Linked DNA regions of Homo sapiens: regions 1, 2, 3 and 4 are each linked to region 5. A link is a contact called in ENCODE Hi-C or POLR2A ChIA-PET data. All regions are on one chromosome and are shown on one strand. The core of a region is the stretch at or near the end of the contact, and the rest is flanking DNA. Distances in the headings are between cores, read along the strand shown.

Evidence for each region. Hi-C counts contacts between places; a loop is a spot of excess contacts on that map. ChIA-PET counts read pairs that join two places held with the same protein, here RNA polymerase II (POLR2A). Pooled maps may share reads with other maps.
Region 1: a loop to region 5 is called in a pooled map, with 4 times the contacts of the local background. The contact joins the enhancer-like site here to the promoter of KIF16B in region 5. A Hi-C loop is called at or near these places in 1 of 37 single-sample maps with no recorded cell type and 1 of 50 pooled maps. POLR2A ChIA-PET finds 5 or more read pairs at or near these places in 2 of 52 experiments (HepG2 and activated naive CD8-positive, alpha-beta T cell).
Region 2: a loop to region 5 is called in a map of CD8-positive, alpha-beta T cell, with 23 times the contacts of the local background. The contact joins the promoter of ZNF133 here to the promoter of KIF16B in region 5. A Hi-C loop is called at or near these places in 5 of 168 maps with a recorded cell type or tissue (CD4-positive, alpha-beta T cell, CD4-positive, alpha-beta memory T cell, CD8-positive, alpha-beta T cell and 2 more), 1 of 37 single-sample maps with no recorded cell type and 16 of 50 pooled maps.
Region 3: a loop to region 5 is called in a map of B cell, with 23 times the contacts of the local background. The contact joins the promoter of POLR3F here to the promoter of KIF16B in region 5. A Hi-C loop is called at or near these places in 1 of 168 maps with a recorded cell type or tissue (B cell) and 9 of 50 pooled maps. POLR2A ChIA-PET finds 5 or more read pairs at or near these places in 1 of 52 experiments (AG04449).
Region 4: a map of B cell shows a loop between it and region 5 (10-fold over the local background). The contact joins the enhancer-like site here to the promoter of KIF16B in region 5. A Hi-C loop is called at or near these places in 1 of 168 maps with a recorded cell type or tissue (B cell), 3 of 37 single-sample maps with no recorded cell type and 3 of 50 pooled maps.

Annotation. Positions count from the first base shown.
Region 1 is chr20:17,854,942-17,857,641 of GRCh38, reverse strand. No RefSeq gene overlaps it. Among named protein-coding and RNA genes, the nearest start is that of SNORD17, 110 kb to the left of the region's middle. Within about 2 kb of position 1,286, at least 11 of the 41 ENCODE cell types and tissues checked have a DNase peak (open chromatin) inside an H3K27ac peak, as active enhancers do.
Region 2 is chr20:18,287,104-18,289,803 of GRCh38, reverse strand. It overlaps ZNF133 (zinc finger protein 133), which reads right to left and starts at 1,277. Exons shown (of 7, transcript NM_001352452.2): 1 at 1,200-1,277. RefSeq lists enhancers at 545-664, 1,225-1,564, 670-1,575, 1,655-1,704.
Region 3 is chr20:18,465,873-18,468,717 of GRCh38, reverse strand. It overlaps POLR3F (RNA polymerase III subunit F), which reads right to left and starts at 1,328. Exons shown (of 9, transcript NM_006466.4): 1 at 1,150-1,328. The coding sequence starts at 1,211. It overlaps DZANK1 (double zinc ribbon and ankyrin repeat domains 1), which reads left to right and starts at 1,688. Exons shown (of 21, transcript NM_001367614.1): 1 at 1,688-1,722. RefSeq lists enhancers at 1,248-1,567, 1,190-1,808.
Region 4 is chr20:15,316,439-15,319,173 of GRCh38, reverse strand. The region is part of intron 6 of MACROD2 (mono-ADP ribosylhydrolase 2); the gene reads right to left. Among named protein-coding and RNA genes, the nearest start is that of MACROD2-AS1, 390 kb to the right of the region's middle. Within about 2 kb of position 1,458, at least 2 of the 41 ENCODE cell types and tissues checked have a DNase peak (open chromatin) inside an H3K27ac peak, as active enhancers do; they include B cell, where a contact is called at or near this core.
Region 5 is chr20:16,572,198-16,575,071 of GRCh38, reverse strand. It overlaps KIF16B (kinesin family member 16B), which reads left to right and starts at 1,624. Exons shown (of 26, transcript NM_024704.5): 1 at 1,624-1,843. The coding sequence starts at 1,797. RefSeq lists silencers at 1,588-1,717, 1,504-1,733 and an enhancer at 1,346-1,867.

The DNA.
Region 1 (2,700 bases), core at 37-2,536, 1.3 Mb before region 5:
ATGGTGACAATCCTTCCCCCTCCCTAAATCTATGCCCCTTTCCAATGTGACTTTGTAGCTTCTGGGGCTGATTTCCAGTCCTTGAATCAGGGATGGCCTTTTGACTTGACTTAGCCATTGGAATATGTTGGGAGTCACCTTATGACAGTTCCAAGCCTGGGCCTCAAGAGGCCCTGAGTACTGCTGCTCTTGTCTTGGGAGCCTGTTGGTTACCATGGATAAAGCCCAGGCTACTGTGCATAAAGCTCAGGCTATGCTGCTGAGGATGAGAGACCACGTGGAGCAGAGGCATACTGTCTCAGCTGAGCCATCCCAGATCAGACAGGCCCAGCAAACCCAGCAGCTGACCAAAGACATAGGAATGAGCCCAGCTAAGCACAACCCAAATGGCTAATATGAGGACTCATGAGCTAAATAAACAATAGTTATTTTAACCACTACATTTTGGAGTGGTTTGTTATGCAGCAAAAGCTGATACACCATCTTTGCATTCAGAAGTAGCTTAGCTTTTGACTGGAATGTCCATCTCTATCTGAGTGAGATATAGATAGCTTCATATTCCCTGCTATCCATCAGCCAAGAGCAAGAAGACCAAGTGTCAGCACCATTGGCCCTCCCAGCACGTAAGTTCCAGTAGAGTCTTACATCTCTCCCTAAACACAGCCTACAGGAACCTGGAAGATGTGGACGTTCTGGCTCCCTGATGGAAGAGTTGGACAAGAGGCATGGAGTCTGTGTCTATACACCAGAGTTAAGGTGAGCTCTCCTTGCCTTTGACTTTGCCTGTGCCGTGAAGTCATGCGGCTGGAGCTGCTCTTTTCCTATTAGTCAATGAAGACTTAACTGCCATTTGTGGGAAATGTCCAGCCAGGAATGGGAAACTCACAAATTCTTCTCTTTTCTGCCCCATAGAATTATTATTATTATTATTATTATTATTATTACTATTTTTTTTTTGATAGGACAAGAGGATCCTAATGTATCTGGGTTGGGGAAGAGAGAAAGAGCTGTGTGTTAAAGCTAACAATAATTTTCTACTTTCAGTTCAAGAGTAAAATCTCTCCTGTAATCTGTGAAGGAGTGTGTGAAAAACAAAACAAAACCCAACCTGCCCTCCAGGTTTGAACTGTAGAAACTCTGTGGTAGAAAAAAAAGGCATTCTAGGGAAGAAGAGAGGAAGCAGGCCATGAAACAGATTTGCAGCTGCAGGACGTGGTGGTGTGTGGTTCCCCTCTAACCAGCTGTGTGACCTTGGGCAAATCTCCCGGCCCCACTGGGACTGCATATCACATGGGGCTGGACTAGAGAACCCCACTCCCTAGAGGATACAGTATTTTTATGAGGGAGAGCTGGAGAGGCTCCTGACTTTTGATTGTTTACCCCTGGAGGTGTGTACAACCACGTGCCATTGACAGACAATGTACCCATTGTATGACAGGGAGGTAGTGGTGCCTTCCCCAAGTTATAATTGGCCTTGGGACACAGTCAGTACATACACACCCAACATTAGACACTCCATCACTGAGCAACTCAGTGCCTCTCATTCACAAGCTGTGTGATCCTAGGAGGTTATTCCACTTCTCTGATCTTCCATTTCTTTCTGTCCCTCCCTCCCTCCCTCCCTCCCTCCCTCCCTCCCTCCCTCCCTCCCTCTCTGTCTCCCTCTCTCTCTCTTTCTTTCTTTCTTTCTCTCTTTTTCTTTTCTTTCTTTCTTTTCTCTCTTTCTCTCTTTCTTTCAACAGGGTCTCACTCTGTCACCCAGGCTGGAGTGCAGTGGCATGATCTCGGCTCATTACATCCTCAACTTCCTGGGCTCAAGTGACCCTCCCACCTCAGCCTCTGGAGTAGTTGGGACTACAGGCATGCACCACCATGCTTGGATAATTTTTTTTTATTATTTGTAGAAATGGGGTTTCACCATGTTGCCCAGGCTGGTCTTGAACTCCTGGGCTCAACAGATCCTCTGGCCTTGGCCTCCCAAATTGCTGGGATTACAAGTGTGAGGCACCACATCCAGCCTGATTTTCCATTTCTTCCTCTAAAGTGTCATGTCATGTGAAACTTTTACAATGCTGGATTGTAAGAAATATTGAATGAAAAAACATATATAGTGATACTGTATGATTCAATACATAGAACATATACAGAAGCTTATTTTTATCTATTCACTTACAGGAAATCATGTTGACCAGAAGGTCTAATTTGGCCTCAAGCAGCCACACTACACTCAGACCTTCTGGGATTTTTCATTTTTCAGTTTCAGGACTTTTTTGTTCAGTTATATGTGTACTGGAACAATCTTTTTTTTTTGGCTATAATTTTTTTTAGGTTTTATGGAACACCCTTGGTGCTTATCTCAAAGGGTTATCAAAAGGATTACATGAGGCCAGGCATGGTGGCTCACACCTGTAATCCCAGCACTTTGGGAGGCCAAGGCAGGTGGATCACGAGGTCAGGAGATCGAGACCATCCTGGCTAACATGGTGAAACCCCGTCTCTACTAAAAATACAAAAAATTAGCCGGGCATGGTGGCGGGCGCCTGTAGTCCCAGCTACTTGCCAGGCTGAGGCAGGAGAATGGTGTGAACGTGGGAGGAGGAGCTTGCAGTGAGCCAAGATGGCGCCACTGCACTCCAGCCTGGGAGAAACAGCGAGACTCCATCTCAAATAAATAAATAAATAAATAAAATAAAAAAGGAT
Region 2 (2,700 bases), core at 28-2,527, 1.7 Mb before region 5:
TGACGCTGAGCATGAAGCGACCTTCTCTGTGCCTGTTATTAATGAAAGGTAATATTCACTGAACACTTAGTATACACCAGAGACTGTTACAGCCACTGTAGGAGTTTCACCTCATTCTATCCTTTCAACAACCCAATACGATAGATGCTATTATCCTCTTTAGGATAAAATCGAGGAAACTGAGGTACAGTGAAGTCAGCATCTTGCCCAAGGTGACACAGCTATAAAGTGACAGAGCCTAGAGGAAATGTGGCTGTGGAGACCGTGCTCTTACACAGTAAGGGCAGTGACGGTGAACTCTGGATTGCAAGGATTCTCTGTGTCCATTCTGAGATGAATCAAGATTGGTCATAAGGTTTTAAGTGTTGAATCTGGGTGATGGAGATCTGGTCTATAGAGTTCTATCTACTTCTGGCTGTTTGAAATTTCTCCGCAATAAAAACTTAAATGGAATGTAAAATCCCAAAGCCTGGCCACACCAGGGGCCTGGGAATCCGTAATTCTTGCGATCAATGACGGTCCCTGGGACCTTTGGAAAAAACCTGTCCTGTGCGTCCCAGCCAGACTTCCTCCTCCAACGCCCGAACCCGGGGGTGACCAACCAAAGTGAAACCCTAAGATCGCGGCAAAATGGCCACCCCAGATCCAGTCTAACCTTGGCTTGTTTGGTCAAGCCAGACCGCTCCTCATTCCACTCCAGCAAAGCCGAAGAATAGTGTGGCCCCAAGAGACTAGCCCTCAACCGACCAATGCCTCGGGGACACATGGCCCCAGGGATGGTTCCCATTCCACCACCTGGGAAATACCATTCCCCCAAAAAGCTTATTTATTCAACTCCCCCAAAACCGGGGACTTATGGCATCAGCGACTCCCTTTCCCAATACCCGACTTCAGCCAAAGCCGAACCTGTCCCCACCCACAAGAACCCTAGGAGAGAGAGCCCGATCCCCCACTCATCACCATCCAGTTTCACGGATGGGCTTCACCCAACTCCCCTGGAGATGCACGCCCACACCCCCAAAATAAGACATCTGGGAGAGGACGGCCTGCGCCACGCCAGCGCGTTCCCACCACAATCACCACCCCCGCGCCACCCGCACGGTCCCCAAATTCAGCCCATAGTCCAGCCTTTCGGGACCTTCCTTTTCGCGCAGAAAAGGGTACGGCTGCGGCAAGGGTCCCGCGGGAGCCTCACTCACCAGCGCCACCAAAGAACAAGGGGTCGCTCCAGCCACCAGCTGGGGAGCTCCTCCAGCGGGGCGCCAGGACTACACTACCCCGAATCCTCGGCACAGCGCCCGGACCACACCTCCCAGGATGCTCGGCGCCACCAGGCGCGCCCTGAAGGCCGGCAGCTCCCATTGGCCTCTGACGGATCCGTTTCTGAGTAACACGCTCCGGTCACCGGAGAATGGCCACTGTGGCACCTGAATTCTCCCTCTTTTTTCTTAACCACGTGCATAAAACACGTAGGAGCTCCCGAGAAGAGTGCCTGGCCCTACTGTGACCCTCCTTCTGAGCGCCTCTGTCTCGAAAACTACACTTCCCAGTGACCCCTGGAGCGACTTCCGCACCCGGTACCGGCCCCGCCCCTTGGCGCGCGGAAATGACGTTTCGGGGCGCATCTGTTCGGCTTCTGGGGTTGGCGGAGGTGTACCGCTGGCTGACCAAGCTTGTTCAGGTGCTGGTTTGTGTTGCAGCGGCCTGTGGTCTCCCTGGCTCCAGCCGCCTGCTTGGAAAGTCACGCCCCATATTCCTAAACACCGGGCGAACGTCATGTCGTATACCCTTTAGCTCCATTTAAAGCCTTGAAAAGGCCGAGCAGTCTGCCTGAAGTCTCACATCCCGTACGAGGTAGACCCGATTCTGAGCCCACGCCCTCAACCCGAATACACCTTTTCCGGTGCCCTGAGACCTTTTTCTTCTTTTTGAAATCCACGAAGTTATTGTTAAACTCTCATCTCCTGAGAAGCAGAAGCCTCAGTCTCGGGCCAGAGCTTGGCCTGCCGTCGGCTTGGATCTCTAGGTCTTTGTCCGGGATCCTGGTTGAGAACAAGATTGCGCTGGTGCCATCTGGGACGCCCCATCTGGGGAGCTCGAGGGGAAGGCCCACGTCACTCTTGAGAGGGCTTTTCCACCCGTGCACCCTCTCACTGCCCTTCACCTTCCTCAGATAGGCTTTCTGAAACTTTGTCATTCTCTTGGAAGACCAAGAAAATGACCACTGTCTGAAGGGCCAGGGAGATGAGAATTTCCTAAAATTCTTTTGTAGCTCTCAGAGGGTGAATCCATTCCCTTCTGGTACCCCGAGGCTACATTATTTATTGTGAATTCAGTTCAGTCCTGGCTCCGGAGACATGTCCAGTGTCAATTGGATTCATCCCTCAACATCATTCTCTGCCTCATGAGTCAGTCATCACCAAGAAATTAGTTGTTAATACACATAAAGGTTCAGAACAACAATGCAGGGATGCCTGTGTTCAAGTGTTCACTTGTGCTGGCTGTACAATAAAGACACAGATGGCTGACATCTCTTAAGCCTGGAAATGAAGACTTACAGGATGAGGTGCTGCCTGAGGAATTAGGCAAGATGAGGAGTTGGAAGAACACAGACGAGTAAGGAAGAGTGTAGGAAGTGTGAACAGAATCTCAGGGTCTGAGCCACTGGGTGGACTGTCATGACCACAGTGAGATTTTCAG
Region 3 (2,845 bases), core at 79-2,578, 1.9 Mb before region 5:
TAATAAGAACTTTAAATTAGAGCAAAAGTCTAATGAAATCACAGAAAAAATATTAAAGCTGAGACTTCAGTTTTCTCGGGTGTAATAAGCATGACAAAGTTAAGCCATAAATCTGCAAGCAGGAGGCAAATGCAGATGTTTCTGGTAGGAAGCCAAAATTTGTTATGACAATTCACCATAATGGGGCCTGTTTTTGGAATTATACCTACCAAACAAAAAAAGTCAAAATCTTCACCTAGTCGACATCAACAAATGTATTATTCCTAACAGTCTGAGAAAGTTGAGTCTTTTAAAACTACGTGAAAATCTAAGAGTGGCAGTGCCTCGGTAAAATATAAAACTGGGCCGGGCGCGGTGGCTCACGCCTGTAATCCCAGCACTTTGGGAGGCCGAGGCGGGCGGATCACGAGGTCAGGAGATCGAGACCATCCCAGACAACATGGTGAAACCCCGTCTCTACTAAAACATAAAAAATTAGCTGGGCGTGGTGGCGCGAGCCTGTAGTCCCAGCTACTCGGGAGGCTAAGGCAGGGGAATCGCTTGAACCCGGGAGGCGGAGATTGCAGTGAACCGAGATCGCGCCACTGCACTCCAGCCTGGCGACAGAGCGAGACTCTGTCTCACAAACAAACAAATAAAAATAAAAGTGGCAGAGGCTTTGGGTGTCCTAAAAGTCTTGAGTTCAATACTGCACTGAAACCACCTGGCTTAATGTTACTTCGTAATCACCAACTGCGCCCTAACTCCGCCTAAACGTTTTGTCATAGACGTTCCCTTAGTGACAAGAGCGATCCTGGATCAGAACATGTATTCACAAGTGTTCTACAGGGAAAGAAAGCCGAGGGCTCCTCTCAAAGCACTGATCGCGTCAAAGTAGGAAGGCAGCACGTCATCACAACTTCCCCAAAAGTATCAGGGCAAAGCCAGCCAGCTACACAAAGTTGCAAGCTGTCAAACCCATTTTGAACTTCTTGAGTTCTGCTCTCCCAGGATGGGAAGGAACAAGTGGGTCCAGAACCCCGCAATCGTTTTTCCCGCGTGCTCACCTAACCCGCTCCGGCCACTCCCAAGGGATCCCGGAGAAGGGGTCCAGCTGCCCAAATGACTGGGCGCCTGATGGAGTGCCAAGCCGGAGCCTCACTGGTTTACCTGTTTTCTATTTCGACCGGATCCGCGTCAGGCGGCTGCACCTTCACCTTCACCTCCGCCATGAGGGCGCAGTTCCTGACGCCTGGGGGGAAAGATGCACGGAGCAGCCCGGTAGCAAGCCGGGGAACCCGGGGAACCAGTGGAGGATAGCGCTCTGCTGAGGCCGAGGGGCCTTCTTCCTCGTGTCGCAGCCGGTCCTTCCTTGCCTTTCGGCGGGAGGTGGCCAAGCTGCGCCTGCTCCGGCCCACTTACAGGCGCCGCTACAGCTTCTTATTCTTGTTTTCCAGAATGTCAATGCCCATCGGACGCACAAGCCTGGTTCCTTCATTCTGAGTTGGGAAACCAACTTTTAGCACTTGGCAACTCTGTGAAGGAATATTCTTAGATGCCTATGGGAAAGCACTGGGAAAGGAACTCCAGGCGGGTACCAGGCTCCCTGCGGAGCGGCAGGGGCCGGTCTAGTTGCTAAGAAGCTGAGTCTCCACCAATCATCTGCCCAGCACCCAGTGGGCGGGGCGCGGCTCGCCGCGTCTGTGGTAACCCGGGCGGCGGCGAAGGAGGAGGCAAGAGGCGGTGAGAGGCTGGCGACTGGGTTGGGCGCGGCAGAGATGCATTAGGGGTCCCGATCCCGGGCCCCGCGGTTAGAGGAAGAGGAGGGCGGCTAGAGGAGGGGAAGAGCTTCCCTTACTCCAGCCGAAAGGATGCAGGTGTCCTTGGCAGCCCCTGATGGGCGGGAACAACCAAACGGGATTCCGGATCCGGGCTGCGAGGGGGCGGTCCACGTTGGGAGAGTTGAGGGGTCTGGGGATCCTGTTGACTGCACGTTGCCATTTGGGCCTGGCGGATCCGCCTTTTTTCTTGATTCCCTTTGCGTGGGGCCCACTGGCCACCCCAGCTTCCTAAGGGCAGCTGCTAGTTGACGCTCGCGAATTACTTCCTCTCCTACATATTTTTTATTTAGAATTTTTCAACTACTTTTATTTTATCTGCCTTTCACTTAAATGGAAATGCGACTATGGGCAAGTCTCAAGTCCAGCCACACTCCCGTAGGAGCTATTGTTGTGCTGTCAGTATCTGTAGTTTATATTCTTGGCCCTAGATCCGGAACTATCCAACAAGGCATTAAGTTCACCCCTTAAATTTAGGTACCCCATTTTTGAGAATACAGTCTGTGACAAAGCTCAAACTGCAGACATGTTCAGATCAGCATTATTAGAACTGCAACAGGCAAAACTAAAAAGAAACTAGAAATAGCCTAAATGCCCAGCCACAAATGGATAAATAAGTACAGGGAAAACTAAATAATACAGTGAGAATGCAAGAAGTAGACTATAAAAATGGAATGAATATGTAGATTATAATTGGGCAAAATCTATGGATTATTAATGAAATTTGAAAAGGCAATACAGAGATGTAAATGGTTGTTGTGTTAAGGTGAGCGTTTTTTCCCCCTGAAACCTTCTGTGCATTAATTATGACAACCTTCCTCCCCACCCTCACCTCCAAAAAGACCAGTAAGGCTTTCATACTGGTAGTTAATTATTAATACCAGGATTTATAAATACAGTAGATGAAACGGGAGGCTTGTGTTTATTGGTCACTGTTTATATTCTTGCAAACTTCCTTTCCACTGAGAAGTAGTACTCTGCAGTCCTTCTAAAGTGTCTTTGCAGCTTTCAAATACTAGAACTGCTCT
Region 4 (2,735 bases), core at 209-2,708, 1.3 Mb after region 5:
GTTAATTACTGGTATATAGAAGCAACTGATTTGTGTGTATTGATGTTGTGCCCTGCAACTTTGCTGACTTTGTTTACTAACACTAGCAGTTTTCTCTTTTTGTGGATTTTTGGAATTTTTAATATAGAGAATCATGTTATCTGCCATTAGAAATAGTTTTACTTCTTCCTTTCCAATTTTAATGCTCCTTATTTTTTCTTGCCTACATCCTCTGTCTGGAACTTTTAGTACAATGTTGAACAGCAATATTGAAAGCAAACATCCTTGTCTTGTTCTTAATTTTAAAGAGAAAGGTTTCAGTCTTTCACCATTGACCATGGTATTAATCATCAGGTTTTCATAAATGTCCTTTAACATGTTGAGAAAGTTTCTCCCATTTCTAGTTTTTGAGTATTTTTCTCATGAAAGGTTTTGGATTGTGTCAAATTCTTTTTCTGCACTGGTTAAGATAATTATTTTTTCCTTTGTTCTATTAATATGGTGTATTACATTGATTGCTGTTATCTTATTGAATGACTCTGGCATTTCTGTGATAAATCCCATTTAGTTATAATGTATAATCCTTTTAATATGCTATTAAATTGAGTTTGCTAGTATTTCTTGAGGATTTCTTCATCTATAATCATAAGGGATTTTGGTCCATAATTTTCTTATTTCTAGTGATGTCTTTGTCTGGCTTTGGTATCAGGATAAGCTGGCCACATAGAATGAGTTAGAACATGTTCCCTCTTCCATTTTTTGGAAAAGTTTGAGAAGGATTGCTGTTAATTGCTTAAATGTTGAGTAGATTCACCAGTAAAACCATCTGGTCTTAGGCTTTTCTTTGTTGGGAAGTGTTTAATTACTGATATAATTTCTTGTTATATAAATCTGTTCAAATTTTGTTTCTTCATGAGTCAGTTTTGCTACCTTGTATGCTTCTAGAGAATTGTCAATTTCATCCATGTTTTGTAATTTGTTAGCATACAATAGTTCAAATATTCTCTTATGATCTTTTCGTGGTAGAAGGTCTATAGAAATGTCACCACTTTCATTTCTGATTTTAGTTAAGTGCAACTTCTATTTTTTTCTGATTTCAGTTAAGTGCAACTTCTGTTTTCTTCTGATTTCAATTAAGTGCAACTTCTGTTTTTTTCTTCGTCTTGCTAAAGATTTGACAATTTTGTTGATCTTTTCAAGGATCTAACTTTTAGTTTTATTAACTATATCTCTGATGGCTAATTTTATGTATCAGCTTGACTGGTCCCAGACATTTGGCCAAACATCATTCTGGGTGTTTTTGTAACAGTGTCTCTGGATGAGATTAACATTTGAATTAGTAGACTGAGTAATGCAGACTGTCCTTCCTCCCTAATGTGCTTGGGCTTCAACCAGTTAACTGAAAACCTCAACAGTACAAAAAAAACTAAATAAAAAGAAACCCTTCTGCTTGACTACCTTTAGCTGAAACATTGCTATTTTTCTGCCTTTAGACTCAAACTGAAACACTGGTTGTTTTTGAGTCTGAAGCCTGCCAGACTCAAAAAGCCATTGGACTGGAACTTATATTCTCAACTTTTTTGGTTCTCCAGATCTTGGATCTTTTCAGCCTCCATTATCAAGTGAACCAATTCTTTATAATAAATATCTTGATAGAGATAGATAGACAGATAGATAGATAGATAGATAGATAGATAGATAGATAGATAGATTAGATGGATGGACAGAGATATAGATATCTTCTTAGCTCTGTTTCACTGGAGAACACTAATACTAATGTTTCTTCTTGAGTCAGTTTTGCTACATTGTATGTTTCTAGAGACTTGTCAATTTTATCTCTGTTCTGTAATAGTTCGAATATTCTCTTATGATATTTTTGTTGTAGGTCTATAGAAATATCACCATTTTCGTTTAGTCAGGGGAATTAGTCAAGGTCCTCCAGGTTTACTCTGATGTTTTTCTATCCTCTATTTCATTTATCTCTGCTCTAATAATTATTATTTCCTTTTTTAATACAAGCCTTGGGCTTAGTTTGCTTATTGTTTTCTACTTTCTTAAAGTGCAAAATTGGATTATTGATTTGAGATCTTTATTTTTAATGTTGGCATTTACAGCTATAAGTCACCCTCTGAGCACTGCTTTTTCTGCATCCTGTAAGTTTGTGTATGTGTGTTTTTATTTTCATTCATGTTTAGGAATTTTGCAATTTACCAGAGTGATTTCTTCTTTGGTTTATTGGTATTAAAGAGTGTGTTATTTAATTTTATTTTTCACATATTTGTGGACTTTCCAGTATTTTTTGTTGTTGTTGTTATTGGTTTCTAACTTCATGTCATTGTGGTCAGAGAAGATCACTTACATGATTTCAGTCTTTTCAAATTAATTGAAAATTGTTTTTGTGGCCTACCGTATGGTCTATTCTGGAAACAGGCCCAGAAGAAATTGAGAAGAATGTGTATTCAGCTGTTGTGGAATGGAGTGTTCAAAATCTCTGTCAGGTCTAGTTGGTGTATGGTGCTATTCAAGTTCTCTATGTCCTTCTTGGTCTCCATTTCAGTGTTCTATCCATTACTGAAAGTGGGATATTTAAATCTCTAATAGTTACTGTAGAACTATCTATTTCTCCCTTGAAGTCCATCAGTGTTTGCTTCATATCTTTTGGCTCTGTTGTTTGTTGCCTATATGTTTATAAATGCTATGGCTTCTTAAAGAATAGACTCTTTTATTAATATTTAATGTCCTTCTTTCTCTCTTTT
Region 5 (2,874 bases), core at 375-2,874:
CGCGTTGGGCCCGAACAGTTTGTCCCCACGCAGCTCCCATATAAGGCGGGCCCCTCCCCTGCCCCAGCCAGCTAGGTCGCCGCGCTGGCTCCCTGGCGGCTTCTCAAACCAACCCGCCGCTACTGCGCATGCTTGGCAAGCTCGCCCGCTCCTTAATATCCTGCTCCGGCTGTTCCTGCCACCCGTTGGTCAAATTCGCACCCAGCTCTGCTCCAGACAGAGGGAAAACCCAGTGATTTCCGGGCTCTAGAAACAAAGGGAGGCTATGATTCCCTGCTGGCCCTAGGGGTCCAGGGAAGGTTATGGAAAGATAATTCTTTGTGTAAGCGGGTTGCGTACTTGCAGACATCATCCCACTTGATGCATTCACCACTCTATGCCGTTGTTCCTGATTTGCAGATGAGACAAGAAGCCTCAGAGGCGCCCAGTAATTCAGAATTACAGGCTGACAAGGCTAGTGTTGGAGCTAGGACTTAAAAACAGGAGTTCCGCCTCCATTCCTTGCGTCTCCCATTATAGCTTGGCTTCCTGGAATGGCTGCTCCTGTGGCTCGCAGGTGGGCTTCTGGGTGTGCGCAAACGATTTCATGCATGCTCGATTCACTGAATGAATGAATGCATTTACCTTCTACACAGGAAGGGAGGTGGAGCTCACTTCTACCAGAGGCCCTAAGCCTTAAGATACCAGTTGTCGGCCTGGCGCGGTGGCTCACGCCTGTAATCCCAGCATTCTGGGAGGCCAAGGCGGGCGGATCATTTGAGGTCAGGAGTTCGAGACCAACCTGGCCAACATGGTGAAACCCCGTCTCTACTAAAAATACAAAAATCAGCCGGGCGTGGTGGCACGCCCAGCTATTCGGGAGGCTGAGGCAGGAGAATCTCTTGAACCCGGGAGGCGGACGTTGCAGTGAGCCGAGATCGCAGCATTACACTCCAGCCTGGGTGACCGAGCGAGACCCTGTCTCAAAAAAAAAAAAAAAAAAAAAAAAATACCAGTTGTGTTCGCCTTTAACTCCCTTATGATTAAAACTAAAAATTACTAAAGTGTACAAAAGTGCAAAACAAGTCTAAATAAGGTTTGATTCTAGCCAATATAATGACATTCCCGCACACATTTAAAACATCCAACACCCTATTAATTTTCGTTTATCGGTATCCCGAGTTAAGGGGTCCAAAACATACGGTCGGACCTCCTTAGGGTAGCAGAGAAGGCCCTAGCGGAGTTTGCCACCAACAAGCTGTGATCATCTCTGCGCCTCAGTTTGTTCGTGTGTAAAATGGATACGTTAACTCATGTTTGGCTGGGTGAAGCCAGGTTCTTGTTAAGGGCTGAAAAACTGGCTTTGGTCACCTGACCCCAGGACTGTGATCCTTGCCGCTGGCTTTAAATTGCTGCGATCCTCTTCTCTCCAGTTGTTCAGGCCATGAGGGTGGGTTCTAGTTTTCCTGAAACCATCCGCTCCGGGTCGCCCCCATAACCTCTGCGCCAAGGTCCACAACGTGGCCTTTCCAGACTTGCAGATCCCGGAGGCTGCTTCCAGGCCCCGCGGCCCCGCCCCTCTGCACCGCCCGGCCGCCGCCAAACCGTGGCGCATGGATCACGCGGGCCGGAGCCGTTCTGGGCATGCTCAGTGGCCTGGCAGGTGGGGCTGCCGCGGAACTCCAGGTCCGGCCGGGAGCAGAGGGGCGGGGGCGAGAGGGAAGTGGGCGGGAGCCGCGATCTGAGTAGCCAGCGTCGCCGGCGACCGCGGAGTTCTGGGCTAGTGGGACCCCGCGCGGGCTGGTTCGGGATGAGCGATGGCATCGGTCAAGGTGGCCGTGAGGGTCCGGCCCATGAATCGCAGGTGAGTGGGGCCGCCCGCGCCCCGCCCCCTCGTCGCGCCCCCACCCAGAGGAAGCCTGTTTCCAGCTCCCCCAAAGCCAGCCTGGACTTAAAAGTGTCACCGGCTGGTCCCTGGCCCACCGGGCCCAGGCTGTGGCCTCTGGGGGCCTGGAGGACTTCGTGCACTGCTGTCCCGTTCACATTGCCCTGGAGAGGACCCTGGTGGTAAAGGAGAAGATTCTATTAACTCTCTCCATCGTATTAACTTGAGATGTTCTTGTTCCCCCTTTAAAAAAGCATCAAGGGAACGTTACCATGAAGATGTAAAATAGTTGGGGGGAAGGTGAGAGTGCTGAGGGGGGGCACCACGAACTGTCAGGTGAACCCCTCATTTCTACCAACTCAGAAGTTCTCTTAACAATTAACCATGCTACTTTTTAATCTTTCAGTTAGAGATGATTTTGATTCCCTGAATGTCTAATCGATAACTTAGCAGTTCCTAACTTCATGTTAGAGAGTGGATGGGAAAACTTTGACAAAGTCCTGACTCCTAGAAAAAAGTCAGGGACGCTTTACACGTGTTTGAAATACTCTGATATTAAGAGAGAGGAAGAGTGTTACACACAAAATTTAATCTTGTTATATATTTCTACGAAGTAATGCTTTTTCAGAATCCTTCTCTTCATTCACTGAAAAATAGCCTGTGCTCCCTTTTCAATGACCTCTTTTTAATCCGTTTAGAAAGTTTCTTTGGAAAAGTTACTTTTTAAATTGGTTTGACTTCAAAGAATGAGGTAGAAATGGGATGTGTCCTCCAAGGTGACAGGCAAGGTTCACACAGAGCCATTTGATTTTATTGACTTCTCTACCAAGTTGGTGGATATTTGACTTACCATAGGGCCTTTTTGCTTTTGTCATATCAACTTGTGGAGGTTAATGTTTGGTAGTTCTGATGCCTGATTGGGGCAGCCGAAGGCCATAAAATCAAAAGATTTCCAGAACCTTATTTGACTCATCTAAATCTGTTTCTTCTCTTGGCAAGTAGGGAATCAT